Regions from separate parts of the Mus musculus genome. Here all the other regions are linked to region 4. Evidence: chromatin loops called from intact Hi-C (ENCODE). Cell type or tissue: gastrocnemius. All regions are shown on one strand.

Region 1 (8,000 bases), 82 kb after region 4:
CCCCCACCACAGCCCTCCAAAGTGAGACTGGCACACTAGAACGAGCCCAGTCCTGCTGGCTGGCAGAGCAGGTGAGGAACCATGGCTGCCTCACCTCAGCATCTCCCACAGCAATCTAACTGTGCCCGGCAACCAGGCTGCAGACCAAAGCCGGCACAGGACATAGAAGGATGAATACCAGGACCCTTCAGTTCATCCAGCAGAGCCTGCAGGTTGCTGGCCCTGGGTGAGCTGTGCATTAATACGTGAGTGATGCGGATCTGGAGGGCACTGAGTGAGAGTCCGTGGCTGGTCTTTAGCCCCTGACATGGTGGGGCAGGTCAACCATGCTTCCTGCTGTATAGGAACAGACTAATAAACTGCAAACAAACTGCTCAACTTTTGGTCACTTGGTTTTTTGGTCTTTATAAAATTAGGGGACTGAAACCAACGCAGAGGGATGTGTCACTTACTTGCCTTCCATCCTGCCCCACATTTGTCTGACCTCTTACGACAGTCCGGATATTGTCATCCAGTCTCCTGGCCAAAAGAATAAAAATCAGAGGTAAGATACAAGTCATTCAAGTAAACACTATTCTGGGGAGAAAATCAGCATTCACTCACCGACCTTTCCAGGCTGCGTCTATTTAGTGCAGAGTCCCAAACAAGTACAAGCAGCAATACAAACACAAGAAGCTGCCATTAATGCAGGCATAGGCATTATCTTGTTTAAAAAGGGGCAAGAGCTAATATTCAGAAGTGGCTGAAAGAACCAATATGACTGTAAATGTTTCCAGAGTAAACCAGCAGTGACAAAATTAAAGGTGTTTTACAGAAAGAAGCTAGCAGATTCAAATTAGCAACTGCAAAATCTCTACTTTGGAGACATTAAAAGGGTCAAGGAGTAGTGTGATTTGTGAAATCAGAGCTTACTCTTTGTGCCCTGATGTTGTCAGAGGCAGGTCTATGGCTTCCAGGATCTCTTTTCCCTTGGGCTCAGCAAGGGCCATTGTACAGGGCATCTGCCAGAGGTATTTCTGTCAGTCAGCTTCATCTTGTACCTGAAGAATCTGTTTAAGGTATGGTAGCAAGAATGCAGGAAATACCTTGCTGCCAGGGCTCCCTGGGTTACCAGGATGTTCTACTTTCTATATATAAACTCTGGCCATGCTCAGGTCTCCTCTAGAGCCACTATGGCTGGAGCTAACAAAACAACAAGGAGGCTCTTTTAAAAAAGATGTACTTATTTTATTATTTTATGTGTATGAATGCTTTGCCTGTATGTATGCATGTGTACCATATGTATGCCTAGTGCCTGCAGAGGTCAGCAGAGAGTGTCAAATCACCCAGGAGTAGTTATAGATGGTTGTGAGCCACTGTGTGGGAGCTGGTAGCCAAGCCCAGGTCTTCGTGTTAAGAGCGACAAGTGCTTTAATAAACAAGCCTCCTCTCTAGCTCCTCTTTGTGCTTCCTAAGGCAACAGTGGACGACACATTTATGGCAGTGCCCTTTACCAAAAGATCTAAAGAACTTGGTGGGGGAGGGGAACAACTCATCTTCTAGACTCAAAATGAACATTTTCAATTTTTAAAATGTCTTCTCATCAAAAAAAAGTCAAATAAAACCAAGCTGGATATGGTGGTACACACATTCAAATACTATCACTTTGAAGGCAGAGGCAAGTGGATCTCTGAGTTTGAAGTCAGCCTGGTCTACATAGTGAGTTCCAAGACAGCCAGGGACTATAGAGAGAGAGAGAGAGAAAGAGAGGGAGAGAGAGAGAGAGAGAGAGAGAGAGAGAGAGACCCCATCTATAAAATAAATATTTTTAAAAGGAAACAAATGAGTACATACAAACTCCCCAAATTAATTTGGAGCAACGTAGTCAAGCTACTTATATAATGAAAAGACGTTTGTTTAGTACCTCTCAGGTACCAAATGTATAAATGCAGACGTGGATAAGGCAGAAGAAGACCACTGGGCAGGAAGCACCTAATGATGACATGGACAGTGAGGCTCTGGGTTAACCATAAAGTTTAATTCTGGGCCACACCTAAGTCAACCTGCAGATTCAATATTATAGTTACAGGTGACCAAAAGATATAACCTCATCTCCATAGCTGGTCTTAGTACTACAAAATAGGCAAACCTATTAAAGAATAAAAGCATTAAACGTTATAGAAAAGTTATTCCTTCTTTGAAAGTTAACTTTTCTTCTTTCTCCTTTTTTCCTTTTTTTTTTTTTTTTTTTTTTTTTGATAAGGTCTCATAAATCCCAGACAGGTCTCAAGCTTACCACGTAGCCAAAGATGACCTTGAACTTCTGATTCTCCTGCCTCTCCTGCCTCTCCTGCCTCTCCCTCCCACGTGCTAAGACTATAAGTGTTTGCACCCATACGTGGTTTATGGGTTTATGCCATGCTTTTAGGACTGAATCTGGGGCTTCATGTTATTATGCTGGGTTAGCACTCTTCTAAGTTACATTCCCAGCCCTGATGATTTTTTTTTTTTTGGTCTTGTTTTGTTTTAAGACAGGGTCTCACTGTACAGCCCTGGCTATATAAAATAGGCTGGTTCTGAACTCAGAGATCCACTTGTGTCTACCCCTGAGTGCTGGGATTAACGGTGTGCACCACGACAGCCCGCCTGATGGTAACTGCTTTTGAACAGTCTGTTCCAGCTCCCTTCGTTTTGTATGGGCAGTAAAACACTGGCCAAAGAATCAAGCTCTTTGCCATAGAGTTTACATGAAAAGCCACAAGAGAAGAATTACTTTTAAATTTGAGATTTCAGTGCTTTCATCAAAAAATGTGATTCAGATATGACTAGATTAACAATATGCCTTTCATTAAAAAAGCATATGGCATTACTTACCTTATTTTCAGTCTAATTTTGTTCACAACATCGTCAATGTTTGCCAGAGACTACAATAAAGAAAAGAAGATTGCTGGCTGTTAATGTCCTTGTTGGAATTTTCTTTCACAGAGAAATAATGCACTCAAGGGATGTTTGTGACACCTCAAGAAGTTTGATCTTGATAGCACATTTAATTCTTTTAAAAATCATCTTATTTTTTTAAAATGTTTTGGTTTGTGTACATGTGCACATGGTGTACATGTGTGTAGGCATGTATGTCCATTCTTTGAACACACAGATGCACAGGCCAGAGGGTGACATCAGGAGTCTTCCTCACTGCCCACCTTATGTACTGAGGTAGTGTCTCTCACACCCAAGGCTCACCGATCCACCTAGTCTTCCCTGCCAGCTTGCTCTGGAAACCCCTTGTCTTCACCTTCTGAGTGCTGAGAGTATAGGCAAGCCACCATGCCCAGCATCTACATGTGTGCTCAGGAACCAGACTCAGTCGCCACACTTTTTCACCCTCAGCAGTGCGTACTGAGCCATCTTCCCAGCCCCTAAGCATAGCTGACAAATACTATCTGTTCTCTTTTTGAAGCTTTATTGGAAGGCAGCCACATTAGTCAACTCCCATGTGGCTGTGGCTGCTCATGTACTGTGGTGGCAGAGCTGGGAAGCTGTACCGGGCACTGCGGGACCTATAAAGCTTAGAAGACTGTCTTGACCTTTATGGGAAGTTTGCTAACACAGGACATACAAGGTTGTGGCCTGGATGAGATGGTGCAAGCTTGTATTTCCAGCACTCAGGAGACAGAGCCAGGGGAGTCTCTTGAGTTCTAGGCTGGCCAGCACTACAAAGTGAGACCCTGCCTCGAAAGAAAAAAAAATATGACTATAAAACAAACTATAGAAAGACATGGGATGAATGGATACAGCCATACCAAGATGCCTAATTCTTACACACCACTGCTGGGGAAAGTCAGGAGCAAGGCTGCAGATGACACAACCCCACTGATGCAATCCCAAAGCAGGGGGGGGGCTACTTCTCACCCGAGTCCAACAGCAGCTCTCTGAGGAAGCAGTGGCTGACACAGCCAGAGAGGCTCACCGAGGACACTGTGTTAGTCCTCAGGGTCCTCCTTGAGTGATGGTGCCCTTCACCTGGGAAAGTTCATGAGTCTGCTCAAGCAAGCACAATGGTACACACCTGTAATGCCAGCACTCAGGAGTCTGAGGCAGGAGGATCACAAGTTTGAGTAGCAGTCTACTTAGTGAGTCTCTTTAAAAAAAAAAAAATCAGGCAGTGGTGGCTGAGTATTTGTCTATATTTTAATTCATCTCTACTGACTGCTATGGAATAGTGAAAACAAGCAAACCTCGAAAGAAAATACGGTGAAATGGTGCCCCCTGGTGGAAGATGGGAGGATGGTAATTTTCTAATTCCCTTGGCCTTTTCCCCAACAGATACTTTTTCTCAGGAGGAACTACGCTTAAAAATTAAAAATTGCTTCTGGCTCTCTGCTACAGGAGGAAGCCAGAAACCTTCCAGGAACAGACCTGAGATGCCACATTACCCTGTTCACACAACTTCCGCTAAGCCAAGGCTTACTCGGAATTTTCAGAAATCCAAGAATAGTCAGCCAGCGGTGAAAGTGAAATTCAGAAAAGAGAAGCTATTTTAATGAGGAAAACAACTCAGGTGGGGTGAACTTGTTCCTACTCTGTTATGTTAGTCCCTTCACAACTGGACTGTGTATGATTTAAATCACTGCCCATGTCAGAACAGCCAGTGAGTTATCCAGGACCACACACTCGTCCACTCTGCCACTGCCAACTCGCTGGAGGGCAGTTGTTCAACATCCCTGAGTTTCTAAGGAAAATGAGCATAACAGCTCCTGGCCTACTAACTCTGCTGGAGCCCTCTTTTTTTGTTTTGTTTTGTTTTGTTTTGCTTTTTTCGAGACAGGGTTTCTCTGTGTAGCCCTGGCTGTCCTGTCCTGACTCACTTTGTAGACCAGGCTGGCCTCGAACTCAGAAATCCGCCTGCCTCTGCCTCCTGAGTGCCGGGATTAAAGGCGTGCACCACCACGCCCGGCTTGGAGCCCTCTTAAAGCAACAGTAGTGAGAGTGTGTGTGTGTGTGTGTGTGTGTGTGTGTGTGTGTGTGTGTGCGCGCGCGCGCGCGCACGTGTGCACTTAAGTGCAGGTATGTGCACACAAGTACCACGGCTTGAGCACAAATCTCAAAGGACAGCTTGTGAGGGTCGGGTCTCTTCTGTTGTGTGAGTCCTGGGACTGAACATAAGTCCTCACATAGGTCCTCAGGCTTAGGGGCACGTGCCTTACCTGTTGAGCCTTCTACCAGTCTGTGTATATAGTCATTGTCTGTCTGTCTGTCTGTCTCTCTCTGTCCCCCTCCCTCTCTCTCCTCCCCTTTGTCTTTCTCTCTGTCTGTGTCTCTGTCTGTTTCTCTCTCTCTCTCTCTCTCTCTCTCTCTCACACACACACACACACACACACACACACGTTGACTTAAAAAATGTTTTAAGACCAGATGGTAGTGGCACACATCATTATCCCAGCACTCCTCAGAAAGCAGAGCCAAGCAGATCTCTAAATTCGAGGCCAGCCTGGTCTACAGAGCGAGTTCCAGGACAGCCAGGGCTACACAGAGACACCCTGTCTCAAAAGAAAAACAAAGTATTTGAGAAATCTGGATGAAGGCAGCCAGGAATTCTGCTTTGTTACCACACCTCTAAATGAGGGACATACAAGATAATATGTCTTACATACTCATGGATAACTATGTATATATCATATATAATTACACACTATAAGACTGTTTTAATTACAAGTATAAAATATTTATAAGGTATTTAAAATTGTCAAAACATATTCACAAGCAAAAATCTAGACAGTAAGAGCACGTAGTGAAATGCAGGCTTCCGCTTGCCCAGTTCCACCTGACTGCAGCTTCTCTTGAGCAGAAGCCATGGCTCCGAGCCAGCTTCTGGCTTACTTTCTCAGACAGTCTGAGTTAAAAGCACATCCAAGGATCAGCTGCACCAGGCCATTTCACTTAGCCATATGCCTGGGAGGCCATTCCACACCAATCAATCAATACTGATCAATACTGACTGCACTACAGTAGACATTTGATAATTTGCTAATTCAAGAAATGAATTACCTTTAGACAGGAAGGTCTTGGTTAAACTACATTATTCTCTCTCTCTCTCTCTCTCTCTCTCTCTCTCTCTCTCATTCTCCTCCTCCTCTTCTTCTTCATACAACATTGCTTTCTAAGAATCCCGAAAAATAATTATGCAGATGTGGAACTGCATTTTAAAAATCAAAGAGGGCTAGTGAAATGGCTCTGCAGGTAAAAGATCTTGCTGTGCCAACCTGATGACTCTGAGTTTTAGAAACTATAGTAGATGAAAAGAACCAACTCCAAAAGCTGTTCTCTGACCTCCAAGAACACACAGCGGTACAAACATGCCTGCACACATGAATATTTAAAATGACAAAGACCTGTAAACAAGGGCCACTGATTGGGAAAAAAAAGGATTAGGGCACAAGGGCAGATTCATCTGATGGCCCTTCTGGCCACCCCTAGAGACACTGGGCAGGCAGGTTAGGAAAGAACAAAGGCATGGCAGTACACAAATAAGGTTATCAAAAGAACAGAAAGAAGTTTCAACTCAGGACATGAGATCAGTGGGAGAGCACTTGCCTCGCACATGTAAAGCCCCAGATCACACACACTCACACACTCACACACACACTCACACATACACACACCCTACACTTAATTACATGATAGATGTACAGCTTACCTATTGAACAAACACAAGTGAGAGGGTGTTATCAATTAATTTGGTCACCTCACAGAAATTATTTTCCTTAATCCCCTGGGCCACACGAGGAACACTACCATACTCCTTCCAGGTTAAAATTCAGGAATCAGACAGGATTTTTTATAAAATATTTTATAAAAAATAATTTAAATGTCTGAAAGGACAGTCTAGGGTTCTGGAGATCTGTCTGATTCTAGTTGCTTTTTTCCCCTTCATCTTTTAGGTTGTTTTGAAGTGCTCGTGCCTGGTTTCTGCTAGGCCAGCATTCTATCACCGAGCAACACCCCATGCTCTCTGTGATGGTTGACCTTCCTTTACACCTGCGTCTGATAGAGCTGACACACACCATCTGTTCAGTGCAGCCTATGAGGTACGAGTCTTCCCAGGAGTGGGAAGAAAGCCCTGTGGGAATCCAGCATATGGACATACTGCTGCTTGGCACATCTCTTTGACAACCACTCATCTGGTTTGGTTGTAATAGGATTGTACTGCTAAATGCTTTATTGAAAATCATTTCCTTCTTTTGAATAATTCATGCCGAACAGAGAAAATTCAGATCCTTGGTAAAATAATCCCATGTTCTCAAGAAAGTGTACGTGTTGTGAGTGTTACACTCTATTCTTCTATGGAAATAGATGTGTTCTTAAGAACAGATTGAGGTCATTTGTCACCTGCAAAAGCAAAAAAACCAAGTTTGTTTGCTTTCTTTGTTTTCTTTCTACTTGATAATAAAGACCCAGAGCACCTTGAAGATCAGTAAAAAAAAAAAAAATTATAATTATTTTTTAAAAATGTCTTTGACAAGGCTGGCCATCAGACAAGGCTGGCCTTAAATTCATGGTCCTCCTGCAGTTGAGTTATAGGTGTATACAACAGTCAACAAATCAAAAAGTTTGTTTACTTATTTTTTTTAATTGTATTTATTTGCTGTGTGAGTGCCTGTAAGCATGAATGTGCACCATATGTGTGCCTGATGCCTGAAAAAAACGTAAAAGGACACTGGACTCATGGAGTTGGCATTACAAATGGTTGGGGGTAGCAGGCTGCTAGAAATTGAACTTGGGTCCTCAGTGAGAGCCACAAGTGTTAAAACCACGGAGCCATCTCTCCAGCACCTGGTTTGGGTTATTTTGAGTGTCTCAAGTAGGTCACACTAGTTTTATACTCTCTCAGTATCCAGTAGCTAGATCTGAGCTCCTGATCCTCTTGCTGCAAAGTCCTGGGATTACAGATGACACTGTGCTCAGCTAAGCTCAAATTTCTTGATTATACTATTCTTTTCTTTTCCCCCTTTTCTTCTTTCCAG
Region 2 (8,000 bases), 130 kb after region 4:
GAGAAGTGCATGAAAATCAAGGAAGTGACTAAGATTCCTCAGCAAAGTGTGAAGAGGACAACTGGACTGCTGAGGTTACAGTGAGTAGAGGATAGGGGACAGTGCTACCACATATGCATTAAAGACATGACAGAGGCCAGCAGCATGGCTCATGATTAAAGATATCTGCCACCAAGCTTGATGACCTGAGTTTGAGCCCTAGAACTGATATGGTAACCTCTACAAGCTGTCTTCTGACTGACACTTGTGCACCGTGGTATCCACACATACACACCAAGAATGTAATTAAAAAACAAACAAACAAAAAACCTAAACAAAACTGAGTCCAGTGATGGCAGACTATGGAAGATACAATAGGTAGTCTTTGGGGGATGGGAGGTGCTTATTGTCTTAGTGTTTTTGGTTGTTTCTGAGACAGGGTCTCATTATGAACTGGATAGCTTTGAACTCAGATCTGTCTGCCTCTACATCCTGAGTGCTGAGATCAAAAGCCTGTGCCACCACACTCAGTTAAGCCTGTTTTTGAACTCAGAGCCTTGCATGTAACAGGCAAGCACTCTACCACTGAGCTGTATCCGGAGCCCTGCCTTCCTTCTTTCTAAGCACACTCCTGCTTCAACAAGTTTCAACATTCTGTGCCTTACAGGGAAAAAGTTCACCCAGCAGTTTCTTCCAGTCAAAAAGGACAAGCTGGTGAAGGTTCTGGCTCTGTGGTAGGAACCAGGAAGTGGACAAAACAAATATTACATCAAGACAGCGGTCACTCATTCACTGAGTTAAGAACTGACATTTAAAGGGAGGCCATGTGGGGGTTTAATCAAGATAATGGATTCAAATCCTAACTCAGTTGTTAAAACATGATGTGACTTTACACTTTACTGAGTCTCCCGTCTGCATACATGAGAATATATGTATGCATATATACATGAGACTATAATCTTCATGGTATGGGAACCACATGACACAGGACATACACTAATCACACTTTTGTAACTATTCTGGTATTGTTACCTTTTTGAAGCATCTCCCAGGTATGGAAGAATTGGATGGGTTATATAAGCTATCTTAACCATAATCAGACCATCAAGAGCCTGATTTAAATGCTCAAGTGTTGGCAGGACTAGTCTTGTCAATATTTTGTCTCCTCCAGTGCAGAAACAGACGGGCACAGGTCTTTCCCAAAGTGTATAATCTGGCCTAGAAGCTGAGTGCAACACCTTGTCACGGTCACTGCTAGCTCTCTCCTCAGTCCTCTATGCTCCCAGAAACACATCTGCCCTATTCTCATAGGCCAGAGTCGGCAGCAAAAGTACTGACTCCAGTGAACAGCTGTGGTGGCCTATCCCGTTAGTCCCAGCTCTCTAGTGATGCAGATTTTTATGAGGCAAGCCTGGTCCACGTACTGAGTTTCAGGCTAGCCAAGGCTACATCATGGCTACCATCTCAAACTTCTCCTACCCCCAGGGAAAAAAAAAAATTACTGACACCAGGCAACTAAAAAATCTCCTGGCCACTAACCATTTACTGTCACTGCCTGCCCACCCCAAATCAAGGCTCAGCACTCCCACAAAACCCAGACCTGAAGGCAATCCAGGGTTCTTTCTGTCTCAGGTTGGTCTGCCGGCCCCCGAACACATTTCCTTATAACTGTAAATGACATTTTATTGCATTAGACATCGGCTTAGCAGAGCAAATGTCTGCGGCCAAACATGTGCCTTTCAGAGACTGTGTACATGTGGCTTGAGAAAAGTCCCAGACTCAGCTCATAGCCAGGGGAAACTCAAAGGCTTTTTTTTTTTTTTTTTTTTTTAAATCAGTAGCTGGTGCTAGGAAGTGACTGGTTACTTTGGTAGGCACTGTGCTGGGTGGCATACTTGTATTTTTTTCTGAGATAGGCTCTTGTTATATAGCTGGAACTGGCTTGAAACTATACAGACCAGGTCGGCCTAGAATTTTGAGATCCTCCTGCCTCTGCTTCCAGAGTGCTAGTTAGACATAAGCTACCACACCCAGCTTGACACCTATAAAAATCATGTAATCGTCAAACTAACTTCTTGAGGATTATAACTCCTGTTTTGGAGATGGGAAGCTAGAGGCCCAGGCACAACTTTGCAAGGTGTCTCAACTAGGGAGTCAAGCCTTGGCAGCACTCTTCACAGCTGCAGGGCACGAAACTACCATTCCACACTAAAGAGCTGGCTAGGGACAAAGACATTTCTCCACAGCGTATTATTTGCAAATCTTGGAGTACTTCCCAGGACGGCCTCCTAGTCTTACCCTCTAAAGAGCACACCTAGCAGGGTGGAGAGGGTTGGCAGATGGCCACAGATTTCTATCAACTCCGCCTTACTTCCAGACCTCGCCTAGGAGGATACTCCAAACCAAGCAGCACTCGAATTCGGATTCAAAAAGTGAAATCTCAGGCTGCGCAACTCCTGCTCACAAGAGAGGGGTGGGGGTGGGGTGGTCGCTTTGCGTGAGTCAACGAATGGGGTCCTGTTATGCACGTGGTCGCAAAGAAAACGCCAAGCCTCTGGGAGAAAGACAGTATCAGTATTTTTGCTTTATGCACTAGGCGACCTAATAAGAAACATGTTCACTAACTCGGCAGTCATTTAATAACGAAGAACTCTCCGGACGTCCGTCCCTCCCAGCCCGGCATTTCCGAAACACGTGCAGTAGCCCTGAGCATTTCCAGGAGAATCAAGGCTATATTCGCTCCCGGTTTCCCACTGGGAAGACACTACGAAGGACGGAGGAGGACTCTAGGAGACCGTCATGTGGTGGGGCTACAGGATGGAGGCCGGCCTCGCGACTGCGGGTCCCCCAAAACTCCTCAAGCCCCCAGCCTCCCGAGCACCGTAGGAGCAGTGCAGAGCCTCAGCCTGCCCAGGAGGTGCTTTGGGGGGGTGCGGCCCAGGGGCCGGAGTAGGGAAGTGGGAACCCACCTAGGTCCATGGCGGCGACGCTGGCGGCGGGCTAGACCGCCCCTCCTAGTCCAAGGCCGCGAACGCGTTGCCCGCGCCACGGCACAAAGGGCGGCGCTACAGGCGCGTCACAGGCTCCGCCCACAGCGCTTCTCCGCTTCCGTGCTGTAGTCTGCTAGCCGCTGCCGTTCAAGGCGCACGCGTACTCCTCTCCAACAAGCTCGCAGCGTCGAAGCCACCCTAGCCACAGCGCCCCCTCTCGGCCTAGGCTTCCCAGCCTTCTTAACCACAGGTACTGTTGGCTGTCTCCATGTGGAACCTGACCCCTTCAGGCAAGGAGGTCGAACCCCTTAGTCCAGACCCCTCATTCACCCTCACTCAGGAACCCCGGGCAGCTCTCGCCCCGGATTCACCCACATGGAATAACTTTCCTTCAGCTGTGTACTAACCAGCAGCGGATCCACGGGATTCATCCCCCCCCCCCCCAAGACACACAAAACTCCCTATATGCTTGCTTTTCATGCTGCACTATCTCCTATAGGCAACAGCAGAGTCAACTTTCAGAGCTCATAGGTGCTTTTATAACTTTGAAGGGCAGTCACACTGGAAAAAGCTCTGCGGGGCAGGAGCAATTGAATGGATTCCTGGTCCTCGATTTGTACGTTATTAAACACACAAACGCCCCGTGTTCATCCCACACATTATCTCTTTACCCCTTCTTTCCAAGGCCTAACAATAACATGGTTTGCTTATTTCCAACTTTCTTCTAGTACCCCGCATCACTTAAAAACAGAAGCATTGCCTCTGGTATACCAATGAGCCAAGTGGAGTTTGAAATGGCCTGTGCTTCACTCAAGCAGCTGAAGGGGCCTGTGAGTGATCAGGAGAAACTGCTGGTGTACAGCTTTTACAAACAGGCCACCCAGGGCGACTGTAACATCCCTGTCCCTCCTGCCACAGATGTGAGAGCAAAGGCCAAATATGAGGCCTGGATGGTAAACAAAGGGATGTCCAAGATGGATGCCATGAGGATCTACATTGCTAAAGTGGAAGAGCTGAAGAAAAAGGAGCCATGCTAAGAGCATTTTGGCAGACACAAGGAAGTAGCATGGCTCCACTGGTAGGGGACGGGTTTAAGATTCCTGATGGCTGAAACACACTGAAAGGGTAGCAGCGTTAGCAGAAACACCAATAAATCATTCAAACTGCATGAGAGTGGAGTCTGTGGCAAAAGAGAAACTTTGAGGGTCCTGGAGAAGTATTTAGATGTGTAGAAGCCTCTCTCTGCTGGGTGAAACTCCATTAATCTGCCTTTCTGTGGTCTGACTGGCATTAATAGTCTTCCCAGTTCCACAATGTGTGTGGATATTTGGCAGAAGAGCAAAGAGGTGGGGTGAATCATGCTATTAAAATAACCAGGGGTGGGGGCTTGGATCTGTATTATCAGGGGTTATCAACACACCAAGAACCCAACAGTACAGAGGAGAAAGGGGCTCTGCCTTCTAAAGAGCTAAAGACAAATAGAAAAGCCCTCACCTAGAACACAGGTCCAGAGAAGTTAGGATTTTGATGGAACTCAAACTTTGAGTGACATGGTGAAGTGGGTCATGCATCACGCACAGCAGCTGAGGGACAGGGAAGAAGGGTGGCCTCAGCATCTCAGTGCCTGAAAGAATCACCTAAGCCTTAGCAACCTAAATGTTCTTAACCTAGGTTTCTGCTTGGGGCCCAGTGATGGACGGACACACACATGCACACGCACATGAACGTACGCACGTGTGGCTCATGTAAGTGCCGGTGTCCATCACTACAGAGGCATCAGTGTGCTAAAATTGTGCCCAGAAGTTGGCAAATGAAGTGTTAAAGTAGAATTCTTAACTTCGTGGTAGCATGGTAGTATGTGTCTTGTCTGAAGCAAGCAGTACTTGCCTGGCACCAGGGTTTGCTCTCTAGCAAATCTGGTCATATAACAGCAAGTTTCTCTAGGCAGTTGGGTGGGGGGTGGGAGCTATACTTTGTTTTATGAGATAGGACTTGGCTGATCTGGATTCACTCTATAAACCAGGCTGGCCATCAGGGATCCATCTGATTCTTCCTCCTGAGTGCTGCATTTAAAGTATGAGCCACCATGATGGCTATAAAGTTTATTGTTTATCATTACATTTTTTTTATTGTGTGCACTGTGTGTGTGGGTGTGAGGGTGCCAAGTGTGCATGTGAAGGTCAGAACACAATTCAGAGTTGGTTCTCTCCAACTTTTACATGGGTTCACAGGATCAAACTCAGGCTGCTAGGCTTTCCTGGAAAGCATCTTTACCTACAGGGCTCTTTGTGGGCCCTATGATGGCCATTTTCTCTCTCTCAGTGATGCAGATATAGGCCAGACTAGACCAGATTAAAAGATTGTAGGGAATTGGCTCTAATGCTTTGTTTTAATTCATCTCCCCAAAGCCTTATTTCCAAATGCTGAGGGTCCCTGCCCCCAGGTGTCTTTGATCAGTACTAAAAAACTGCCATACAGCCAATGACTGGGCAAGGGGCAGAAGGAGATGAAGAGCAGGCAGATTCTCCATGACTTAGAAGCAGAGAGATTAAAGAGCTGCAGGAAAGAAATCATCCAGCAATGTAGGTGTAAAGGGAAAGCCACCCCAATGGAGGCTACCAAGAAGGAAACAGGGCCGCAAAAATAAAATATTGATTTAGAAGGTATTAACTCAGGAATGCCAGAGGGGAGTCTGTGCTAGCTGAGGGGAGGTTTGGAAGTGCCCGGCCACTGAGCAAGTTAGGCATATTAAAAATTAAGCTGGCATGTGTGCGTGCGTGCATGCCTTTGTGTCTTTGATTCTCAAATTCTTGAATTTAGAACACTCTGGCAGGTGGCTAAAGGCTGGATCACCCGCCAGAAGGGTGCTCAAAGCAGTTTACCTATTCACCATTATGGTTGATAAAGGCAGGTTTATTAGGAGGCAGCTCTTGGGTGGGTTCACTGACCTCACAGGATCAGTGAAGTCACACATGCAGGCTAAAGCAAGGGGTTTTTACAGAGTTTAGGTGAGGGGTGATGATGTGCCAGCTAGGAGTTGGATTCTGTCCATACATAGCCAAAAAATTCTTTGAAACATCAAGCCTGGTGTCTGATTTAGGAGTTCTACTGCTGTGAAGAGACACCATGATCACAGCAACTCTTTTTTTTTTTTTTTTTAAGGTTCTTTTCAGATTTATTTATTTATTACATGTAAGTACACCGTAGCTGTCTTCAGACACACCAGAAGAGGGAGTCAGATCTTGTTACGGATGGTTGTGAGCCACCACGTGGTTGCTGGGATTTGAACTAAGGACCTTTGGAAGAGCAGTCGGGTGCTCTTACCTGCTGAGCCATCTCGCCAGCCCCACAGCAACTCTTAAAATGGCATTTAATTGGGCCTAGCTTACAGTTTCAGAAGGTCAGTCCATTATCATTATGGTTGGAAACATGGCATTATGCAAGTGGACTTGGTACTGAAGGAGCCAAAAGTTTGACATCTTAATCGAAAACCAGCCAGGAGGAGACTGCTACATTGTCCAGACTTGAGCACATATAAGAGATCTCCACAGTGACACAGTTCCTCTAACAATGCTACACCTCCTCCAATAAGGCCACACCTCCAATAGTGCCACTTTCCATGGGCCAACCATGTTCAATCCACCACATGGAATAGTGGCCCACATCTATAGTCCTAACACTGGAGGCTGAAGCAGGACAAACATTCAAAACCACTGGGTACAGTATCCTGTGCATTTGATCTCAGCAAGAGGCAGGGGTGGGTTGGTCTCTTGAGTTTGAGACCAATCTAGCCTACCGAGTTCCAGTTACGAAGTTAAAAGCTGCCTTGAGTTACATGGTGAATTAATAGGTTACCCAGAGCTATCAGGTGAGACTGTCTCAGAAAGCCAATGGGAAAAGTTTCTAAACGTCAAGACCTTCTGTGGTAAGATAACAGAACAGAATCTTACCATCGGGTCCTGGAAATGAGTACTCTAAGCAGTAGATTTAGCTTTTGTTTTTTTTTTGTTTGTTTGTTTGTTTTGAGACAGGGTCTCTATAGTCCTGGCTGGCCTCTAACTCAGACACTCTCCTGTCTCTGTATCCCAAGTGCTGGGATTAAAGGCGTGCACCCCCATGCCTAGCTGGTTTGGCTTCATTCTGACATTTGTTTCAATAGTATCTACATGATTAACAGGTAATCAGATTTTCCTCCAGCCCCAACCAAGAGTAATATTCCATATAGTTGTCTCAGTCTGGACAATAAATTTGTTACCAAATTTAATACAATTACACACAGTAGGAATTTGCCTCTACCAAGAGTGATAAAAATATTTCATTTCTAAAAACAGAGCTTTGAAGAGTGAAACTACTGCACAGACCTCCTATGCAGGACACAGCCAAGTGGTGGGAGCATTTCTCAAAACATAAGTGCCAGACTGATAACAGACTGGACTGGAGATGTAAGTGCTCTTCATGTGTCTTCCACTAACCCGAAGCCTTTGGTTTATTCCTCGTAGCAAACCACTCGTCACTTTTGTCTGCTTCCATTGCCTAGGAAACAGAGGGACAAATGTTACTCCAAGTCTGCATTCTCCACCGTGCATTAATGCTAAAGCAGTCCATCTGTGTGGAGAATGTTGTTCACTCACAGGAGAGCTGGTGAGCAGCAAACAGTTGCTTGGTGATTTGCACAGCTGGCCAGAGAGCCTGGCCGCTGATGAAAGACCAGGGACTGTGCAACTACCGAGTCCTTGGCAGAACAGGAACCCTCAATGCTCATGAGCTTAATCTGAGACCAAACAAAATGAATGCAGCCCAGTGGTGGAATACTGACCTTCAGTTCACACCCCAGTACCACCACCAAAAATAGTATTTGAGACAGCCAGGCAAACACTTTATTCCCAGCACTCAGGAGGCAGAAGTAGGGAGATCTCTGAGTTTGAGGCCAGCCTGACCTACAGACCAAGTTTCAGGACAGCCAGAGATACACAGAAAAATCAATTCTTAAAAATCCAAAACTAGCCGGGCAGTGGTGGCCCACGCCTTTAA
Region 3 (8,000 bases), 67 kb after region 4:
ACACCAGCCTTGAACCCGCAGGCATGCCAGAGCATTCTCAAAGCTTCCCTGGATGGAAATGCAACCCTTGTGGGAGACGGTATTCAGAGCAGCCAACCCAATGGCAAAAGAAAAGGAATGCCTAAGAAAAAAGCCTCAGCTGCTTTTGCTGAATAAAAGGTACAGAAATTCAATATTTTAGGAAACAGACACACTGAGAGAACAGCTCGTCCAAGTGTAACAAAGGACGGCTTCCCACAAACAGCCAGACTTCCAGCGCCAAGTCAAAAGTTCCTTACTTCATCCCAATTCCCTGTATCTGGACGTCCTGTCAAAGGATTGCTGTGTCCGAGAGACTTCATCTGCGTGTGCCCCCTTCCTGTTTCACCTACTCACTTTGGGAGCTCAGTGATCCCCATTATTTTAGTATCGCCAGGGGGGTGTACTGTGAACAAAGGGCTCTTTGCAGCCTTGGGTTTCACTTGTAGTTGCGTCTCCACTGTGCTGGCAGAGCTATCAGTCACTGCTACTGTTGGGATGCCCACATGCATAAGTTAGTTTCTTGGGCTCTGTAGCAAGAAAGAGTGGCTCCCAGGTCTGTTTGTAAGTATTTTTTTTAATTCAAAAGGCAACTGGGAACCAGGACTATAGCTCAAAGGTAGAGTACTTCCCTGGCTTGTTTGAGGCCATACATACAGTACTCATCACCATCAAGAATGAGGAGCTAGAGAGATGGCCAGCAGTTAAGAGCACATGGTGCTCGTGCAGAGGACTCATGTGTGGTTCCTAGCAACCACATGGCCACTCGTGACCATCCATAACCCCAATTCCAAGGGTCCCACAGCCTTTTCTGATTTCCAGGGCAACAGGTACAAATACGGTGCATACACATATTCAGGCAAAGAACTCATACACAAGGTGGAGAGAGAGAACTGACTCCTGAAAGTTGCCCTCTGACCTCCACACAGCTGCACTCATACACAGATCATGCAGACATACAAGAATAACTAATATTAAAAAGTTTTGAGGGGCTGGAGAGATGGCTCAGAGGTTAAGAGTGCCGACTGCTCTTCCAAAGGTCCTGAGTTCAAATCCCAGCAACCACATGGTGGCTCACAACCATCCGTAACAAAACTCTGATGTCCTCTTCTGGAGTGTCTGAAGACAACTACAGTGTACTTACATATAGTAAATAAATTAAAAAAAAAAAAAAAGTTTTGAGTGTGACAAGAAAACAAGGGGTAGTAATTAGTCTGAGATAGAACAAAGCCCTCTCAATTTGCCTCTTCTGCTTTATTTGTATTTATTCATTTATTCATTTAGGTGTGTGTGAGTGCATGTAGTTAGTATATGTGGTATATGCACATATGAGTGTACATCAGAGGAGGACATTGGGCCGTCTTCTCTATCGCTCTCCGTTGCACTACAGCAAGCAAGCACTAGGGTTACAATAATCACATGATCACACAGGACTTTACATATCAGTGCTGAAGATTTGAACTCAGGTCCTCACTCCTACAGAGCAAGTACTCTTACCCACTGAGACACCTCTCCTTCTTTATGCTCTTCTGCTTTATATAACAAAACAAACAAAACAAAATTGGGATCATCAAATCTTGTTAGTAGACATATTATAGAAGAAATGTCTCCCTTTTAACCATAGGCACTCAACTATACTGGCCAATACCCACAGTCTGTGAATCAGAATCATATACCAAAAGCAACCCAGAGTCTTTCCAGAGTCCACAATACAACAGGGAAAAAGAAATCAGAATCCGGCCTAGCAGCTGGTGGAGGCAGGGGGCTCCGGATTCAAGGTCATCCTCAGCTACACAGAAAGTTTGAGGCCAGCCTCAGGTACATGAAACCCTGCCTCAAAAGTAAATGAAAAAAAAAAAATTGGAATCCTGGCATGTGATCCAACACTACTGAGAGGCTAACAAGTTTCTTGTTGTTTAAAAGCTTTAATAAAGACAACTGTAAAACACCAGACCAATACAGACTAGAAAGCATTGTCTATGGATTTACAAAATTAAATCTCCCCTTGAAGAGACCAGGGTGTCCAAGTCAGAGCAAAGGAAATTTTACAGCTTTATTACAGACCCCTGAAAATTGGCCATTATTAATGAAAACACTGATGAACAAACACAGCTGAGCCCATATTGCTCTAAATTCTGTGGCTTAAAGAGGGAAGAAAAACTGAGGCCAGGTTTGTATGTGAAGACAGGGTTTCAGATTCCCACCCATTGTTTTAACACAGCTGAATGACTTCCTGTGTCAAAACCTGAGACCCAGGAAAGCTCTGCCTGTCGTTAGGTAGAATTATTGCCATTTTTTTTTCCGAAGGCAAAGCCTTAATCTGAAAGTGGAATTTTCCTTTCAAAGTCTCTAGTTGCTAGCAGTCAAAGCAAGAGTAACAGTTACAATGGTGATGAGTGACACCCTCCTCTTCAGGTGCAGACTCCAGTTTCAGCTCTTAACTGAGTGCTTTCAACGTGGAAATGGAGAGGTAGCAACCGTTATGCTGGGCCAATTTATGTGGGCATGACTCAGAAGAAGAATAAAACTTCTCTGTTCCCACTTGGCACACTGGTTTTCTAAAAGTATTTTCAATAATCATGTTGCAGACAAGTGGGAATTGTGTTTCTATGGTCAGGAAGGAAACGCCTGATGGCTGGACTTGTTAACTAAACCAAAGACAAATGCAGGGTGGTTTTTGCTGGTATGGGGAGTACGTCTCTTGTTATTGAAAGCTTAAGCCTGTGTATGGCTTATCTGAAACATAGAGTCTCACGTATTAAGTGAAGGCAAAATAGGAAGCATGCTTATATTAATGCACTGAGTTTAGCCAAAAAAGAAAAACACTAACATTTTGAACAATGTGGAAATTGTCTCTAAGGAGATTAAATATTAAGATAAATTATCCAGTAGCTCTACTCTCAAGTATTTACTGAAAAAAACGGAAAGAAGGACCCTGAGCAGATGGAAGGAAACCCAAAATGTGGTGAGTCCACACAAGGTACTATTACCTAGCAATAAAGGTGATAAAGTTCTGGTACACAACATTAATATAGATGAACGTAGCAGATATAAGTAAAATAGATCAGAAATGAAAGTATAGATATTGTTGGACTCCATTTATTTGGCATATTAGAAAAGGAAAACCCACAGGGAAAGGCTATTGGAGGCTATAGGAGCTTCTGCTTAATGATTAGAATTGCTGCTAGGGATGCATGGGGTTCAGAGAGCAGTAACACACGCACAGCACTGTGACCACAATTAACACCACAGTACATTATGTTACATACAGCCTATGTATTTTTCAATATTAGCAATCTACTATATCAAAAGATACTGAATAGTATAAAAAGATAGTTTAAACAGATAAATTGCATTGTATGTACATTCTATCTCGATAAAACTGTCTAGAATGAAAGGATACGGGGCTGGCAAGAAGACAAAAGTGCTTCGCACACAATTCTGACAACCTAAGCTGGATTTCCCAAACCCACGTAAAGGTGGATGGAGAAAGTAAACTCTACAAAGTTGTCTCTGACTTCTGTATGAAGCCTGCACTTACAAACACATACCACACATACAGACATGCATTAGTGGATACAAAATGGTTTTTAAGTGTAGTGATGTGAATGAAGAAGCAAAAGTTATGTCTCTGTTTTATTTCTGGAACAGGGCTGTGCCATGTAGCCCAGAGGCCTTGAACTCAAGATTTTACTTCTTCAGCCTCAGAAGTGCTGGGGTCACAGGCATGTGCCACCCCCCCCCCACCAAGCCTGCCTCTATATGCCATATTAACTAATTTTAGCAAAAAAAAAAAAAAAATTAAAGAGGATCATTACACATATTCCGTAACACTTAGCTCTATTCTCAGGTGAAATTATAAAACAAAAATGGCTCAGTGGTTAAGCTGAGCCCATATTGCTCTCTATTCCTGCAGAGGACCCAGATTTGGTTCTTGGCACCCACTGTCTATAACTCTAGTTCTAGGGGATCCAGTGTCCTCTTCTGACCGCTGAGGGCTCCTGCACACATGGCATAGACACATAAACTCAGTTACACACATATATTCTAAAACCCGGAACCTTATCTGTTAGTCAGCACAAGTGCAGCCACTACTTTAGAAAACTTTAAAGATGTGGCCAATGTGGTATTCAGAAAAAAAGCCTTCCTCTTAATACCATTACTCTCAGGTGACAGAGAGCTGGCTTAGTGGTTAAGAGCATTTATTAAACTGGCAGGAGGGCTTGAGTTCAGATCCCAGCACCATGTAAAATGCCAGGCATAATCACACATGTGCCTGTAACCTCATACTGTGGGGGCAGGACAGGAGGATCACTAGGTTTGCTTGACAGCAACCTTGCTCTAGGTTCAGTAAGGGACCTTGTCTCAAATAAAGTGGAGAGTGATAGAAGACACAGGACAGCCTCCTCTGGCCTCCATATGCCTGTGCAAAGGTGCATGTGCTGGCACACATGCAGGTGTATACCACATTCACACATATATATATGTACATATTCTCTCTCTCCCTCCCTCTCCTCCCTCCCACTCTCCCTCTCTCCCTTCCTCTAACAGACATACACACAACCTTTTCAAAGAAGTTCAAATAAGACAGAGAAGAAAGAGGAAGTTATATACATGAGCCAAGTGTAGCACTGCACGCCTTTAATCCCAGCACTCAGGAAGCAGTGGCAGACAGATCTCTGTGAGTTTCAGGCCAGCCTGCTCTACATAGTGAGTTCCAGTACAGACAGGCAGCCAACCGATATAGAGAGATCCTGTCTCAAAAAAAAGAAAAAAAGAAAGAAAAAGTAATACACATGATGAACACATGAGTAAAAAGTAATGAATGAAAACAGGAAAAGGTAGAAATGATAGTCATTTGAAAAGTCCATGCTGGCTAATCTAGTTTAATGTAGGGGACCAGACAGGAAAGGCAACGCTAATCATGGAAAGAGAATAGAAACTGAGACAGCAGGAGAAAGAACTAGACATCAGAGTCAAAGAATTCTGAATAAGTGACATGTATGAAAATTAGCTCACGAAGCAGGACGTGTGGGCTGAGGGTGTGGCTCAGAGCTCCAGAAGGACATGCAGGTACCTGGAGTGGCTTTAAAGCAGGGCAGTGAGAACTGAAAAGATCAGAGCTGGTGGAAAAGACAAAGGAACCCAACAGACATCTGGACACAAGTATCCCAAGGGCTGTCACCATCAGTAGCCACACCTGCAACATTACAGCCCCTTCTCAGACTTGAGTGAGCCTAGCAGTGTGAGGGATGTTGAAAATACATTCATTCTGACCTCACCACCCTGAGGTCGGCATTATCTTCATGACTTAGATGAGAGCCTGGGGCAAAGGCTAAGTGTGGTACAGACACCTTTAACCCAGCACTCAGGAGGCAGGGTTAAAGGCAGGCAGATCTCTGAGTCAAGGCCAGCCTGGTCTACAGAGCAAGTTCCAGGACAGCCAGGGCTACACAGACAAACCCTGTTTTAAGAGATAAAAGAGCAGCAGAGGGAGTATGAATCTTGAGCTGAAAGAGGTATCACATCCTAAAGCCACAGATAACAGAGGAGGTGACTTTCAAATTCAAGGCCAACTCAAGCATTTTCAATTGGACCATGCCGCCACACCAACAGACAACACGGCCCAATGACTGTAAGTAACTCTGAGAACTGCAACAAAATGTTCAGCCTTTCTTAGTCATAGAGGGAGAGAAAACAGCTGTTTAGATTTCTCATAGTCTGCCTAAACATGAGGGTTTTATAGGAGGCCTCAGAAATGTTCACGAGAAAAAATAAAAAGGCACTACATGTGACAGGATGGGCAGGAGTACTGAGACCGAAGCCAGCCTGGGCTATATCCTGAGCTTGAAGCCAGCCTGGGCTACTTAAAAAGACTCTTGTCTCAAACACCATATGGGAGCCAAGGTGCTATCAGGGCTCAGGTGCAATGAAAGCATGTACTTTAGTAGTCAGATCAAACCCAGTCACATACAGGGCTGAACCATCAAAAGCTCTTGCTTTAGCCACAGTTAAGTGCTCTAGAAGCAAGCAAAGAAGAACACTTACACGGACCCAACTTACCAGATAAAGACAAGCCACCCTTAGCCTCTGCACCAGGTGTAAGAAGTCCTGGGTAGGGAATGGGAGCCAGGCTCAAACACTGAGGGACACTATGCTTACAGAAGGCTGACAGCCAGGCTGTTCCATGAATCAGTGAGTGCTGTCTGCATTCCTGGGACGTGCTCAGACCACAGCTATTTCAGCCTAAAAATATTCTGAAAAGTAAAATATAAAAGAGACACAAGACAGAAAGACTGAAAAACACAGATGTGCAGACACACCCCAGATGGTGGAGGATGGATTGTGGGGGCAGGTGCTGTGATTTGCTCCTGTAGTTTCAGCTACTAGAGAGGCTGAGGCAGGAATGTTCAGCTGTTATCAATTACTTACTAAGGGGAAAATAATAACTTATACTTCAAAAAGCTTACTCATTTTAAGGTGGTAAATTTAGAAGGAGAAATCAAGAAGCAGTTGTTATTCATTCATTCATTCATTCATTCATTCATCCATGTATTTACTTATTTATTACAGACTGGTCCTCAGAATGTAGCACAGGCTGGCCTCAAACTCATGATCTTCTTGCCTCAGCCTCCCAAGTGCTGAGATTACAGATGTGCACTGGCAATTTGTGTGTGTGTGTGTGTGTGTGTGTGTGTGTGTGTGTGTGTGTGTATTCTTTAAACCTACTATCATTTATTTCCTAATGAATTTCATCAGTCGATGGGCTTAACTTTTCCCAAGGAAGGTGCTATACACTAACAATGATGAAGGTGGAACACACACTCCCGCCATTCCCCTGCTGAGAGCACACTTAGCTACACCAAGGAGCGCAGCGTGTGTTCCTCCTAACACTGACCTACTTCAGTCTTGGGAACATTATTTCTGTTCTAATGCTTGAATTAGATGAGGTGCTAATTTTTAATGATGAAAAGCAATGGCTAATTTCTCCTTGGAAAGCAACACACTTTCCTGATTTGGCTCCTGAATCTTCATGATGTCTCTATTACAAGTGAAGCAACTAAGTATTGTTAACCTCCTTCTCTAGAGAAAACAGAAACCCAATGATTAGTAAACATGGCCCTGAGCCAGGCAAGGTATTGCCTTACCTGTCATCCTAGCATTCAAGAGGCAGAAGTAAGAGGATCATTACTTCAAGACCAGCTTGACCTACCTATTGAGTTCTAGCATAGCCTGGTCCACTATATGAGATATTGTCTGGGGGGGGGGGGGTGCTGGAGAGATGGGTCAGTAGTCAAGAGCACTTGCTGGCTTCCAGAGGACATGAGTTTGGTTTCCACGCACCCACATCAAGCACCTCACTACTGCTTGTAATTCCATGATAACCCACACATGTATTACACACACATTTACACATAAATAAAAATAAATCTTAAAAAAAGAAACAAGCAAACAAACACAGAGAGAGAGAGAGAGAGAGAGAGAGAGAGAGAGAGAGAGAGAGCGAGCGCACGAGTACCCTGGATGATGATGAACAGGTAAGAATTTTGTGTTTTCTGGGCCTGGCACTTTAGACTGAAGTGAAGATGAAGAAGGGGGCAGGAGGAGTCTGATGGTAGAGTACAGGGTTCTCGAGCTAGCCTGTTCCACTTTCTCATCAACACCTTGAGTGGACAGAGAGGGCATATGTGGCAGATTTGATGGTGAAGTCACTGAGATTACAGCGAGCTGGACAGGTTCAAACAATCAAGTAAAACAAAGATATAACCAAGGGTAGCACATACAAAGTCTGGTGCAGATTTTAAAGAATCTACCACACAAATAGAGGAGAGAGTTTAAATGAGGTTCAGATGAAAAAGACCTGGGGCAGTGGTAGAGTGCTGGGCCACACATGTTTTGTTTGGCCTTTACAGTGTTTAGGAAAAACACCAGGCCAACTAACAGAGCTGGGGAGGCACAGAAAAACCCACAATCCTGGCTTC
Region 4 (8,000 bases):
ATGACAGGGAAGAAAGCAGAGGAAAGGCTGGCTACAGTACAAATAAATCAACACACAATGGGGGCCTTTGCTCCTGACCTTACCTTGACTGTCATCTGTTCAGGCCATCTCACCCACAGGAACAGGAAGACACAACGCCTAGAGAGCGGGGAGCAGTCCTCACCTGGGGTGACCCCATGCTCACCAAGGAGACCAGCTGACCTAGTGCCTTGGCTTGGGATTCCCCGAGGTGAAGATCCCACTTGGGCCATCTGTGGCACAGAATCTGCTTCTCCTTAATCTTTCTTAGTTAAGGTGCATACATGTGGAGCTCATAAGTGCACACATGGAGTAAGACGGCCTAACAGTGCACACATGCGCCCATGAACACACAAGTAGAGAGCAGAGTTGATGATGGCGTCCTCCTCTGTCTTTCTCCATCTGGTTTTGGAGATAAGTCTCTCACTAAGCCCAGAGCTTGCTAGAGTTGGCCTGACTAGCTCCATTGAGGCCCTGGGGTCTTCTTGCCTCTGCCCTCCTGCTGCTGCTGTTACAGGCGAATGTTGTCGAGCCCAGCCTTTTGTGTGGTGCTGGGGATCTGAACTTGGCTCCTCACGCTTGTGCAGGAGACACTGTACCCACTCAGCGTTCTCCCCTGCCCCAATTCACCCACATCTACACTTAGGGCTGTGGTCACAGCATCAGAGGCTGGAAGACAGTCAGAGGAAGAAAGCTTGTCTATCGGGCATCAACAGGCTGGAGCCACATTGCCTCTGCTACTGAGTAACTAACTTCTTTTTTTCTGTGCTGACACCATGTGTACGGTATACATATACATAAAGGCCCAGCTTAGTGATGTACTGTGACCTACACTGGTGTCTGGGGGAACATGCCTGCTGACAGTCGTGGTCAGCTGTGGATGCCATTATAGAAGACATCACCAACAGTGGGTCAGGTCCTTGAGAGCCTGGGAGGAGTGTTTTCTTCTTCGACATTCTTAGCAGTTCAGTAAACAACCTGAGTGGCTTTCCTTTGAGACTCCCATATTTAGGGATATCAGGAGCCTCAATTCCCCGCTGAGTGTGAGGAGAACAGGACTCACTTAGGCAGGTTGCCAGAGAGGATTTTCCAGGCGTATTCTCGGAGGTACTTCTGGAAGATGGTAGTCAGGGCGATCATGGGCTCGCCTGTGCTGAGCTGTGAGCACTGCACCATGCACTTCTTGTAGTAGACAAAGAGGTCAGCGCAGCTGGGGAGCACAGCACCCCCTTCGTCAGTGTTGGGCTTGGGTGGGCCCTGGGCTTTGAAATCTGCCACAAACCGGTCTATCAGCTCGCTGAGGTTTCTGGAAAAGCAGAAATATTGTTTCACTTGGAGAGATCAGGCAGGAGTGCTGTCTGCAAGGACCGAAGCTGTTCCCATGAGTGCTCTTCCCTGGTGCGACCCAAATTTACAAGTGGGCCCATTTTATCCATGTGGCACTCATCTCCCTGCTTAAAAAAATGGCAGTAGCCAGGCGGTAGTGGCGCACGCCTTTAATCCCAGCACTTGGGAGGCAGAGGCAGGCAGATTTCTGAGTTCGAGGCCAGCTGGGTCTACAAAGTGAGTTCCTGGACAGCCAGAGCTACACAGAGAAACCCTGTCTTGAAAAACCAAAAAAAAAAAAAAAAAAAAAAAAAAAAAAAAAAAGATGGCAGTAATGAAGTCTGGCATTTGTAGATTGCTTTGCTCCAGGCATCTCATCACTATGTCTGACCCCAGACCCCGGTGAGGGAGACAGAGCACTGCTGCTCCTTCAGAAGGTGAGAAAACTGACACCTAAAACTCTGTCATAAAACTGGGTGGCAGAACTGGCTGGAGAACCTGCCACAGAAGCATGCACCCCGGAATGCCAAGCACCAGCTCCCCTTTCCACAAACCAAAGTCCCAAATTCTAAAGGTGGTGACCATTTCCTAGACACTTATGATGGCCCAGGAGTCACAGCTGTACTTTATAATCATGTCACAGAATGCTAACTCTTAGCAATAACCCTCGGAGGTACCTACTTTACTATGCCCCGTCTCCAAAAGCCAGGCACAGAAAAACACCTTGTCCAAGACAAGCAGGGTGCAAACCCCCACAGCCTGGACCCCAGCCTCATGCTTTTCACCAGCCTACAAAAAGGCTCTGATGGCAACAAAGATGTAGACATCATGAACCTAAATGTGTCAGAGGATGGATGGCTTTAAAGAAAGAATGCTTTCCTTCTTTAAGATGAATAGTTTTTCTGTAGAACTTTCAGAATTAAAGATGTAAAAAAAAAAAAAAATCTTGGGATATAAGTGGTGCCTGGGAAAAGTGGCTTGCCTGGTCATGATGAGGAGGGTGGCTGGGATCTGTCTCCACTTTCCCAATCAAACATCTCTCAAGTTGCCCTAGTCACTCCAAGTCATCAGGAGCTGGAATCTAGCAGGGCTTTAACTACTGTCCTCTGTACAGCTGTGTTGTGAGGACAATGGGAGGCCCCTCTTGACATGTGGTATCTTTTTAGCTTGCTGGCTAAGGCTATAAGAATCCAGCTGTGTTTTAAAAATATATTTATACAATAAGGAGAAAAAGGCAAGAACCACACACAGCATCGATTAGCAGGAATAGGAAACAATTGACATTTTACTCCAGTGCTTTTGTTACTCGGTTTATGACATCCAGATGTGGCTGCTTAACAGAGCTAGGTCTCTGCCTGTGGAGACAGGCCTCTTTGGATGACCTTTGCAAGTGCCTTGGCCACCACCCCCACTCTGCACAAACTCTTCTTGCCCTACTTTCCCATGGATCCTCACAGCTCTTATGCGGAGAAGGCACCCAGGCCAGTCACCTCTGTGGCCCCACTGCTGGGCCTTCACTTGTCACCTCCTGGCCAAAGCACCTTCCATCTAGCTCTCTAGGCCATGACCCCATTGCACACTCAAACCAACACCTGCTCCCTCAGCTGGAACTGCCATCACCTGCCACTCACTACCACATGATTTGGTTTTGGTTTGTTCATCTGTTTTGAGACTGGCTTTGAACTTATGACTCTCCTCTTGTATTAGCCTCCTGAGTGCTGGGGTATAGTATGTGCTATACACCTGGTTCTTACTATTTTTTTTTTCCAGGCAGGGTTTTACTATGTTGCCCAAACTGGCCTGAAACTTGTGATATCCTGCCTCAGTTTCTCCACTGCTGGAATTACATGCATGTACCACAGCACCTGGTTTTAGCACTTGAGTAAATATTTTTCTGTACTGTGTAACAGGTCAAGCTTTCCCTATCCTGGTGCACAGTGGGTGATGTGAATCAACAGGGCCCATTCCCTGATTTATGCTGTAATTCCACAGTACTGGGAACAGCACTCCAGCAAGTATCTGCCATAGACACAGCTGATTTACAGTGTTAAGGTCTCTGTGTGCACTAGTGGGTCTCCCCTGGGGTGGCGGTATTTGTTCATGCTCCCTCAGCCCACTGCCCTGGCTAGTGTGTCAGGCTATCCTTTACGTTAGTACCCAAAGTATGTTTAGATGACCATCTTCCACATTTTGTTCCTAAGGATGGGAATAAAGTGCAGAAGTAGAGGGGGATAGGGGCCGGCACAGTGAAGAATGAGGAGGAGGAAGAGGAAGAAGAGAAGGAAGAAGAGGAAGAGGAAGAAGAGGAGAAGGAGTAGGAGAGGAGAAATGCAAGGCAGAGAATGCACTGGAGTCTGCTGAGGGTTTCATCTCCACACAGATGACACTCTGCAGTGACTTTATCTATCCACCTATCTCTTCCTACCACCCCAACTGTCTTTACCCACTTCCTATTTCAGAGCCCACCTGATCATAAAGCATGGAGCACTGTTTACCAAAAACACCCTCTAGAGATCTATATTTTTGTGCAATGTCCACCAAGTTACTTTTGGCATTGTTCTCTATTGCAGATGAGAAAGAAGCCTAGTGAGGAAGCTTGCCTGTGCCCTCTTGCACCCTGCACCAGCATGCATCCAGATGCCCCAGTGGAACCTCTGAGGTTCATTGCTTATGAAGTACTGGGCCAGTCCGACTAAGTATCAAGCACTCACTTCCTGTACGCAAGGCTTGAGGGCTGTAAGGTAAGATTGAAATACATTTAACTTAAAGAAGGTTATCACTGACAGCAGACGTTTGACAAGATCTTCGTGTAGGATTAATGGAGAAAGGGCTGCGTGGCCCAACAATCTGCAGCCTGGAACACAGGGAGTCTTTTCCACCTGAGAGCAAGTGTGAGCAAGTAAGGGTTTACAAATGCTCAAGTCCTGGGCAAGGGCTGTGGGCTACTGAGAATCCCTGCAGCCTTAGAATAGTCACAGTTCAAGGGAGTGACAAAATGCTGTTTGCGGAATGGGCTGCAGAGAAAGCCTGCTGCAGAATCAGGGAGAGAACAAAAGGATGTAGCTAGAAGTGAGAGGTAGAGCCAGTAGGAGCAGGAGATGCTTAGCTGCATAATGAGGTGAAGCAAGTCTGCTACATGAGATCCTATCTCAGAAGCCAAAACCAAAGAGGGATCAGGTGTGAAGGAGAGAGTGTGGCTGTGGCTGAGATGCAAAGTGAAAGCCCCTGGCCTTGAGTGAGGCAGTGAGACCCTTTTGATTCCCACTGCTATCCCTTCAGACCTTTACCTTTTTTGAGATTTTATTTATTTTATGTGAATGAATGTTTGCCTGCATATTTGCCTATGCAATATGTACGCGCAGTACCCAAGAAAGCCAGCAGAGGGTGGTGTATCCCCTGGGATTGGAGTTGCAGACTGTTGTGAGGCCCCATGCGGGTGCTGGACATTAAACCCAGATTCTCTGGGAGTAGTCAGTGCTCTTGACTGCTGAGCCATTTCTCCAGCTCCTCATATTTTTAATATCATACAACACATTCTTTTTTCCCTGTTTTCTTTTTGGTCTTTCTCTCCCATTAGCTTATAGATGTGTTATAAAATATGATGTCATTTATTCCTCCCAATAGCTATAAAGGGGAAGAAACCAAGGTTGGCAACTTGAAGTACCTTTGCGCAAGGTCACAGAGTCACTGGCACTGACCTCAGGTCTCTAGAGTACTAAGCAGATACATGCCACACTGCTGTTCCTGACTCCCCCGCTGAGAGAAACCTCATGGACATGTGGTTTCCTTCTCTCTCTTCTCTGCAGCTTGAGCTTTGTGCCCAAGAACTGTGTAAGCATTTGCAGGTTTCACATAACATACTGTTAGGAGTTCTGCTGATTAAGTTAAAGATGAATGTGGAGTAAAGAGTATTACAGGGAACGATGAACAAAGGAGAAGAAGCAATCGTCTCATTGCAGACTGGGCTCAGCATGATACGTGTGGATGGATCTGAAGTCAGCATTCAGAAATAATAAGTAGACTGGAAAGCAATGTAGCAGCGGCACTGGGAGGAGGTGGCCCAAGAGTCCCACACAGATTCAGCATGCATGCACTCAGAGCTGCACCCACTAACGTGCACCCTTCTCACTTCTCTTGGGCTGGAGGTATGGACTTGCCTCTGGGGTGGGCCTAGGAAGAGACTGGGGGATGGGCTACATATGGACAAATGGAGGAAGCAAGTAAATGTATCGAGAGTGCGAGGAGCCGTGCATCTTGCTATTGTGTTATAGAGGCAGTAATCAGCTTGGGAACTCCTGTGGTGCTAGGTTAGACTAGAGGTCTTGACATGAACCCACAGGCTTTAAGGTCCAGGTAGTATGAAGACAGCCTGTGTGTGGATGCATCTACACTCATGTGGGCACACGTTTCTCAGCTCTCTCAGCTGAGTGCCCAGGAACAATGGCACTCAGCACACTCAGCACTCTCACACCAGAGCCTGGTATCTGAGGTCACTCGCTACAGAGGAAATGGGGAGCCTGGAAGCAAGCATGACCCTAGGGCTGGACATAATGCACAAGATAAGCCTGGTGTGCCAGAAAGAAAGGAGAGTGCTCAGGAAATGATAGGGGCATGGAAAAAGGATGAAGAGCCAGCTCAAGAGGTCCTCCTGGACACATCACAGGTAGCCTGAACACTAAAATGATCAGTTCTAGAGAGAAAAGGGCAATAGTGGGACAACTGAGGCCGGTAGCAGCACCGTGCTGACTTTCATGTCCAGCTTTGTTGTTTGGGCTTCACAACAGGGTTTTGCTCTGTAGCCCAGACCGACCTGGAATTTAAGGCTCTCCTGCCTCAGCAACTGAGCATTAGATCACAAGCACCTCCCACTGCACACACATCATGTGCGAGTTTTGATAACTTTCCTAAAGGTATACATTGATTCTAATATAAAGTAAATTGAATACTTAAGGGTATTCTCTAGCCTCCACACACATGTGCACTCACACTCTTACCATGAACACACATACACACACACACACACACAAATTTCAAGCCATCTTCAGCTATGTAACAAGTTTTAGGACAGCCTGCCATACATGACATCTTGCCTCAAAATAAATAAATTAATGAATTAGATAAACACAACTGGTAAAATTCAACATGACCTCTGGATTTAACTGGTAATAAGAGATCAAAGTGATCTTGAAGATTACATTATAGTTATGTAGACTGGGTCTTTTTAAACTTTTATTTATTTTAAAAAGATCACTATTTTTGTGTGTTTGTGTGTGTGTGTGTGTGTGTGTGTGTGTGCGCGCGCGCGCGCGCACATGCTGGGTGCTGGGAGCCCAGCATCAGTTCTCTGGAAGTGTATAGTGCTCTTACCCACCGAACCCAACAGAAGTTTATTGTTAGGTTTGTTTGCTGGTTTGTTTGAAGTAGTGCCGAGACTGAAACCCAGGGCCCTGTAGATACTAGGTGGACACTGCCACTGATCTACCTTCCTAACCTCTGTTTTTCATTTATATGCACACACGTGGGTCTGTCCACATATATGAATGTATGTGTGCCCACAGGGCCAGAAGAGGTTGTCAGATCCCTGGAGCTGGGTTCAGGTGGTTGTGAGCATCTGATGAGGGTGCTGGGAGCTGAACTCGGGTCCTTGGCAAGAGCTGTTGTGTTGAGCCATCTTTCCAGCCCAGGTCCTTGATTTTAGGACATACACAGTCTTATTTCAGACTTGAGAGTTCAAATGGCTGAAACAGTGTATGTGCATAAACACATGGGTGTGTGTAGAAGAAAGGTGGGAAAGGCCAAAGTGACAGAGAAGCCGGGGAAGGGGTAAAGACTTCTGTAGGCTTTCTTATAACTGTTCTGAAAGTACAAATTTATTTTTTTAAACAAAACTAGGCTGTGGGTGTGACAAAGCTAAGAAGGGGGTAGGAATGGTAACAAGTTACTTTAGGGAACTCAGGAGAGTAAGCAGAAGTTGAGTCACAACAACTTCCTGACAAGGAAAACCACGGGATAGAATGAAGACAGTGCTGATGTAGAAATCCCCCCACAAGTTAGCCGGGGGAGTCACTACCAGCTCCAGAGCAGAAGGTGCAACACAAAAACGGGGAAAGCACTTATGCAGGTAAGGGCAGCTTAGCCCAGCTTGTCACACAGGTGGTTGGCAGGGATTTGCTTCTTTCCTATATACTGGCTTGTGGGCCTTCTGCTGTGTGACTATTTGCTGGGACAGGTTCTGCCAAAATGTCGCCTGGGCACAAAGAATGCTGAGAAGAGAGCACAGACTCCACGCCTGGCTCCATATGAAGTCTGCAGTCCCAATGAGGTGACCTTCCCACACAGGCATCCTGAGAGGGCAGAGCAGCCCCTGCACACCATCCACTGTGGACCAAGGAGCCACTTGTCGAGGTGTATCACTCAAATTACAAAGCCTATGAGATGGGCTGATGAACCTTGATACAGACAGGACATAACAGCCTAGAAGGGGTTAAGTGGCATGCTGAAGGCTTCAGGCTAGTGAGTGTAGAACTCTAACTGAAATTCAGGTCCTCCTGGATGCAGGCCCCTCCTCTGTCTCCTGTGCTGGTGAGAGGTCTGTTCACCTCCCTTGCAGATTCTGAGTGGAACTATGAGAGCAGTGACTGCACCCATAAGTCTGA

Evidence for each region. Peaks named below come from ENCODE experiments on the same cell type or tissue, not always from the same donor. Only the 100,000 strongest peaks of a DNase experiment are listed, where the experiment ranks them.
Region 1: it touches region 4 in a loop (9-fold over the local background); 30 of 42 quality-filtered maps call a loop at or near these places.
Region 2: it touches region 4 in a loop (2.4-fold over the local background); 2 of 42 quality-filtered maps call a loop at or near these places.
Region 3: a loop joins it to region 4, with 2.8 times the contacts of the local background. A loop is called at or near these places in 23 of 42 quality-filtered maps.

What each region holds. Positions count from the first base shown.
Region 1 is chr11:76,163,346-76,171,345 of GRCm38, forward strand. It overlaps Vps53 (VPS53 GARP complex subunit), which reads right to left. Exons shown (of 22, transcript NM_026664.4): 3 at 2,854-2,903; 4 at 453-519. It overlaps Gm46252 (a long non-coding RNA gene), which reads left to right. Exons shown (of 3, transcript XR_001780093.2): 2 at 417-544; 3 at 6,918-6,992. Among named protein-coding and RNA genes, the nearest start is that of Vps53, 12 kb to the right of the region's middle. In gastrocnemius, a CTCF peak has its summit at 4,244 (motif pointing left); DNase peaks (open chromatin) are centred at 3,954, 4,235, 5,840 and 7,047; H3K27ac peaks cover 1,225 bases.
Region 2 is chr11:76,214,530-76,222,529 of GRCm38, forward strand. It overlaps Gemin4 (gem nuclear organelle associated protein 4), which reads right to left and starts at 3,043. Exons shown (of 2, transcript NM_177367.3): 1 at 2,949-3,043. The coding sequence starts at 2,958. It overlaps Dbil5 (diazepam binding inhibitor-like 5), which reads left to right and starts at 3,084. Exons shown (of 2, transcript NM_021294.2): 1 at 3,084-3,219; 2 at 3,698-4,136. The coding sequence starts at 3,743. The coding sequence ends at 4,006. Glod4 (glyoxalase domain containing 4) reads right to left here. Exons shown (of 9, transcript NM_026029.3): 9 at 5,866-7,502. The coding sequence ends at 7,437. It overlaps LOC108167850 (a long non-coding RNA gene), which reads left to right. Exons shown (of 2, transcript XR_001780094.1): 2 at 1-181. In gastrocnemius, a CTCF peak has its summit at 3,185 (motif pointing left); DNase peaks (open chromatin) are centred at 2,370 and 3,096; H3K4me3 peaks cover 1,670 bases; H3K27ac peaks cover 1,955 bases.
Region 3 is chr11:76,148,828-76,156,827 of GRCm38, forward strand. The region is part of intron 4 of Vps53 (VPS53 GARP complex subunit); the gene reads right to left. It overlaps Gm46252 (a long non-coding RNA gene), which reads left to right and starts at 2,024. Exons shown (of 3, transcript XR_001780093.2): 1 at 2,024-2,188. In gastrocnemius, no CTCF peak of the experiment used is centred here; no DNase peak of the experiment used is centred here; H3K27ac peaks cover 2,877 bases.
Region 4 is chr11:76,081,361-76,089,360 of GRCm38, forward strand. Vps53 (VPS53 GARP complex subunit) reads right to left here. Exons shown (of 22, transcript NM_026664.4): 14 at 1,082-1,324. Among named protein-coding and RNA genes, the nearest start is that of Rflnb, 58 kb to the left of the region's middle. In gastrocnemius, a CTCF peak has its summit at 4,719 (motif pointing right); a DNase peak (open chromatin) is centred at 4,725; H3K27ac peaks cover 1,560 bases.